2 separate regions of the Homo sapiens genome follow, and region 2 is linked to region 1. The links are chromatin contacts, found by Hi-C or POLR2A ChIA-PET in ENCODE. All regions are on one chromosome and are shown on one strand. Each heading gives the region's core, a stretch centred on a gene start or an enhancer-like site at or near the end of the contact. The rest is flanking DNA. Distances are from core to core; before and after follow the strand shown.

The links. Hi-C counts contacts between places; a loop is a spot of excess contacts on that map. ChIA-PET counts read pairs that join two places held with the same protein, here RNA polymerase II (POLR2A). Pooled maps may share reads with other maps.
Region 2: a loop to region 1 is called in a map of ascending aorta, with 4 times the contacts of the local background. The contact joins the promoter of IGFBP7 here to the promoter of LINC02380 in region 1. A Hi-C loop is called at or near these places in 1 of 168 maps with a recorded cell type or tissue (ascending aorta) and 3 of 50 pooled maps. POLR2A ChIA-PET finds 5 or more read pairs at or near these places in 1 of 52 experiments (WTC11).

The regions. Positions count from the first base shown.
Region 1 is chr4:57,424,589-57,427,179 of GRCh38, forward strand. LINC02380 (long intergenic non-protein coding RNA 2380) reads left to right here and starts at 1,284. Exons shown (of 6, transcript NR_125907.1): 1 at 1,284-1,430; 2 at 2,391-2,521. RefSeq lists an enhancer at 2,215-2,509.
Region 2 is chr4:57,109,084-57,111,674 of GRCh38, forward strand. IGFBP7 (insulin like growth factor binding protein 7) reads right to left here and starts at 1,302. Exons shown (of 5, transcript NM_001553.3): 1 at 794-1,302. The coding sequence starts at 1,268. It overlaps IGFBP7-AS1 (IGFBP7 antisense RNA 1), which reads left to right and starts at 679. Exons shown (of 5, transcript NR_034081.1): 1 at 679-887. RefSeq lists a silencer at 1,371-1,440.

The DNA of each region.
Region 1 (2,591 bases), core at 34-2,533:
ACCCGGGAGAGAAAATGACTTGTAATGGCATAGCAACCTACTTCTCTTCCTGCAAATGGCTGGGGAAAAAGTGTGCTTCCTGGCAGATAGGCTACAATCTACTGTTATTTATCTGGCTATTTCCAGCAAGTTCTCTTCTTATCCTAGATAGCTTATCTCTTCAAAGGAGTCTGTCCAAGGTGAACTCACCATGGGCCAAGAGGTCCTGCCTCTGGGACTGCACATCTGATTAACATGTTGGGGCTTAGGGGTGGGAAGGGCACAGTTTACTTAGATATATCTTGCTAGGTTTAAATTTTCTTTCTGGATACAAATATTTTTTACTGTTATTAAAAAAACCCCATGACTTCAATTTCACAATTTTTGTAGTTATTTCATGTATTTTAATAGGGCAATTGGGTTTCTGATAATTATAGTCTATTTTTCCTTTGGAAGTTGTCATGGGAGGGGTTGATGCCCCACACCCTCTTGTCCTTTGCAACCAGGTCTACTTGCACACTTTTATGCAGGCTGCAGCAGCCTTGTGCATGAGTTGATCCCTCTGGTGCCCGACTTGCCAGCCCTCTCCCATACAGAGAGAGGAAAAAGTCTGAAGACACACATATTTCCCAAATTCAATATCTTGAGTAGCTGAATCATGCCCAGCTCAGATGAATCAGGGTATTTAAGGTGAGCTGCACTTTTTCTTGTCTCTTTTGTATCTGCAGTTGTGGAAAATGCCTGTTAGTTGATGAATGGTCAAACAGATGTAAGAAGAATAACTGGTTCCTAGCAAAATCAGATTAAACTGCCTCAAAAGTAACCAAGCTAAAATGACAACATGTCACCCTGGAAAAGAAGGAAAATAATGGCTTTCAAAGGAATGAGAAAGCACTTTTCAAGAAAATTAGAGTTAATAAGATATCTGAAGATGGAAAACATGCCATCATCCTTCCAAATGTTAGTTGTTGATGACTGTTCCATCTAGTGGGAGATGTCACTTGGCATAGAGAAAAATGCACTGGGCTGTTGATAACCATGGTCTTACCTGTACCATTGACTGTTGGTGAGGTGTTGGGTACATGTTCCAAGTTCACTGAACCTCCGTTTACTCATCTGTAAAATAAGCACTTTTACTCACACAGTCTCAGAGCACTGAACACTGTGCCTGAAAGGGAGGACACTCAGTGTGTGGTAGAGAAGATGATGATGGTGATGTTGAGGGTGACCACAATGATGATGACAATGTGATGATGACATAATGAGCCATCACATTAGTAAGGGTTTTCTAGAGAAACAGCCAATAGAATGTCCTAAGATATGCAGTTGGCAAGCTGGAGACCCAAGAAGAGCCAATATTTCAGTTTGAGTCTGAAGGCAGGAAAAGACTGATGTCCCATCTCAAAGCAGTCAGGCAGAGGGAGTTCCCTCTTGTTCTCACTCAAGGAAGGGTGAGTCGTTGTGTTCTACTCAGTCTTTTGACCTATTGGATGAGGTCTGCCACATTTAGGAATGCAATCTGCTTCACTCAGTCTCTCAATTCAAATACTAATTTCATCGAGAAACACCCTTATAGACACACTTAGAATTATGTTTGACCAAGTATCTGAGAATTTTGTGGCCCAGTAAGTCAACACATAAAATTAACTACCACAATTATGATCATCAAGGGATCTTGCCCTTTACTTCCAAATTCGGTGATTCTAATAAGGGTGCTTTTTTTTGTAAAGCAGTCTTCAAAAACTTGCTTTTTGTAAAGGTTCTGACTTATAGGAAGCTCAGAGTTTTGCATTCTTTTGCTTGGGGAAGCAATTTGAAAAAGGAATCTTACACTTTCAGAACATGCTTTTCAAAATCCTGTTTTCTGACCTCTTGCTTAATGACACCCAATCTCACGGTGCTACATTGTATATATCAGAGAAGCAGCCTAGCCTAGTGCCTAAGAGCTTAAGAACATTGTTAAATTCTTGCTTTGCCACGTACCAACTTGTGTAACTTTGGGCAAGTTACTGAACCTCTCTGTTTCAGTTTCCTCACCTGTAAAACGGGATGGAAATAGTGCCTATCTTATAGGATTGTTGTGAGGATGACATATGTTAATGCATGTAAAGTACATAGACTAGCACCTACCTGGCACAGGGTACACACCCATTAACTATCAGATATTATATATACAACTGAAAAATTAAAGATTTACAGTGGTACCACATTTCAATCCTGTTCATTTATAATCTGTTGTGAAACTTACCAGATAATATCTTTAATTGATGGTATTTTGTAGTTGTCACTCAGCTTCGGGATTTGTTCTCGAGTCTTCCTTGAAAAGCATTTGTGTGTGTGTGTGTGTGTGTGTGTGTGTGTGTGTAAAAGCCTCTGCTAATGAACGTTGATGCAGTGCATCTGCCCACCAGATGGCGCAGTGCTCCCGCTGTTCCGAGGCTCAGCTACCCTGAGGGAGGCAGGGAATTTTGATCAGCTTCTGAAGAATCACCTCATCTCTCCCCGCAGAGAGCACAGAGCACAGGACTTCACGTTATGTCAAGTACATGTCGCTAGTTCTTGTTTGTGACTTTGTAAGAACTCGTAGGCTATAGCATTATATTTTGCAAGAA
Region 2 (2,591 bases), core at 52-2,551, 320 kb before region 1:
AGTTAGATTACTGTTTGAGAACCTATAATTTTTAGAAAGTGGACTATTTTCTTCAATACTAAGAAATCAGGGCTGTGCACGGTGGTTTATGCCTGTAATCCCAGCAGGCCGGGATTACTTGAGCTCAGGAGTTCGAGACCAGCCTAGGCAACATAGTGAAACTCCGTCGCTATAAAACAAAACAAAACAAAACAAAAAACCAAAAATTGGCCAGGCGTGGTGGCACAGGCTTATAGTCCCAGCTACTTGGGAGGCTGAGGCAGGAGGATCGCTTGAGGCAGAGGTTGCAGTGGGCCAAGATCGTGCCACTGCCCTCCACCCTGGGCGACAGAGCAAGATCCTATCTTTTAAAAAAAAAAGTCTGTCTGGAAGTCCTTACTTTATATTTAATTGTCAAACTCCTTTCCCCCATCTCTTGACTTCACCTCTCTCTACATCCCCAAGCCAAGAATGATGAGAAATGGACAGATGTTAGCACGAGTTGGGTGCGCTTTGGGCATGGGGAAGTCTGAGGTCTCGGAAAATCTTTTCTACATATACACCCGGCCCTCACTTTCTGGACGCACGCAGCAAACTCTCAAAATAAAACCACCAAAAAGGAGAAGGGGGGGCGTCGCCCACCGCTCCTGGCATTCCGCGGCTGCCAACTCTTTCCCTCCCATCTGGCTCCTGGGATGCCCGCGGGGGAATCGCAGTGAGCAGCGCGGGGCGAGGCCGCCGCGGACGCCCCGTCGGATGTGCCCTTCGCTGGGCCGAGCGGCGCAGGGTTGGAGAGGGAAGCGCTCGTGCCCACCTTGCTCGCAGGTGCCCTTGCTGACCTGGGTGATGGCCTTCTCCCCGCGGCTCTCGGCCCTCTGGCTGGCGGCGCGCAGCTGGCAGCCGCTCGGGTAGGTGGTGCCGTCGCTGCCGCACACCGGGTAGCGGCTCTTGCACACGCACACGCCGCTTACACCCGGACCGCCGGCTGCTGCCCCGGCTTTACCCTTCCGCCTCTTGCGGCTCTTCACGCACTCCATGCCCGGCGCGCAGTACCCCCTGCCGGCGCCGCCACCCCCGCACGGCTCGCCCTCGCCGCGGGCGCACATAGGGCAGCAGCCGCACGCGTCGCGGGTCTCGCCCAGCAGGCAGCCCAGCGGGGGCAGGGGCGGGCAGGAGGCCGGCTCGCAGGGGCCGCAGGTGTCCGAAGAGGAGGAAGAGGAGAGGGGCAGGAGCAGGAGCAGCAGCCCAGCGGCGCCGAGGAGCAGGGCGCGCAGCGACGGCCGCTCCATGGCGGGGTGCGGTGGCAGCGGCAAGGGCGCGAGTGAGCCGTGTCGGGCCGGCCGGCGCCTTAAACCCGCCGCCCCGCCCGGCCTGTCCGCGGGAACCACACCCCGGGGCGGTGAGAGCACGGGGGCCCCGCCCGTGCCGCCCTCCCGGCCCCGCGGGGCCTGCGCGCGCGCTCCTGCTGGCGTCGGGGGGTGAGCGGGCACCCGGCGTGACCGGCCCATGGGCGCTCGGTCTCACGCCCGCTTCGCAGAGCTCACCCCGCCAGCTCCTGCTCGGTCCCCAGTCCCCTGCCCCGAGCCCTCAGGGATCGCACCGCAGTGCGAGCGGCTCTTCCACCCTCTGGTTTCTCCCCGTTTCCGGTCAATATATTTAAACTTCTTAACAACCACGGCTTCGAGACGATCCAGGGTTTCATCTATTAAATCCTCCGTGGGCCTGAGACACCTGAGTGCTCATTACTCTGTGGTTTGGGAAGCTCTCTTAAGAACAAGCTGTTAAAAACCCCCACTTGTGGACTGTGTCCCCGCTGGCCACAGGCCTGCTGTGGTCTTGGGTGTCAAGCACTAAAAGGACAAACCGTTGCCAACCACTTCCCTTTCTGGAACCTCTTAACTGCCTGCACCTCCCTCCCCGCTTTGTCTCCCAGTGGCATTCAACAAGACTCTGTGCTTTTTTTGTGCTGAGCCGTTTTCAGTGAGTACTGGAATCCGTGTGAGAGCTGTGCCCTTGTTTTGAGTTCTTGCTGAACTGCTCGCCCTCCAGCAAGCCTCTCGGGAGAACAGAGCGCAGCTGAGAGGAGCAGGGGTCCCAGCTCCTTCCTCGTTGGAGCTGCCACGGAGGCACCTAAAGCGCCCCCAGTCTTCACCAGCATTCCAGGAGGTTTTTGATATAAACGGTGGACTCTTCCTCAGTCTTTCTGCGAAGTGCTCTGCAAACTCAACTTGAAAGCCTCTCTTCCCAGGAACACTGGCCTCTCCAATGCAGACATGGAAGTTGCTTTCACTTTTTAACTGAATGTGTAACATTGCAGCGTGCATTATTCTGCATGTCACATTGTGGTTCTTTTGTGTTCTTTTTTCTTAGCATAAATCCAGGGATTTACAGGGTTGCTGACTGAAAGCCAGCAGTTCAGTTCATAATCCCATTAGCAGTGTAAAGAACTCATTCTCAACAGACTCTTACAAGGATAATTATTGCAAATTTTTTGAAAATTAAATGACCACAAAATCGGGGGGTGGAGAGTGGGGAAACATCCTCCAATCCAGAAAAACCTAGCACTGCTTTTTGGCCTCTCCTTAGTGTATTATAGACAAGTGGAGCATTTT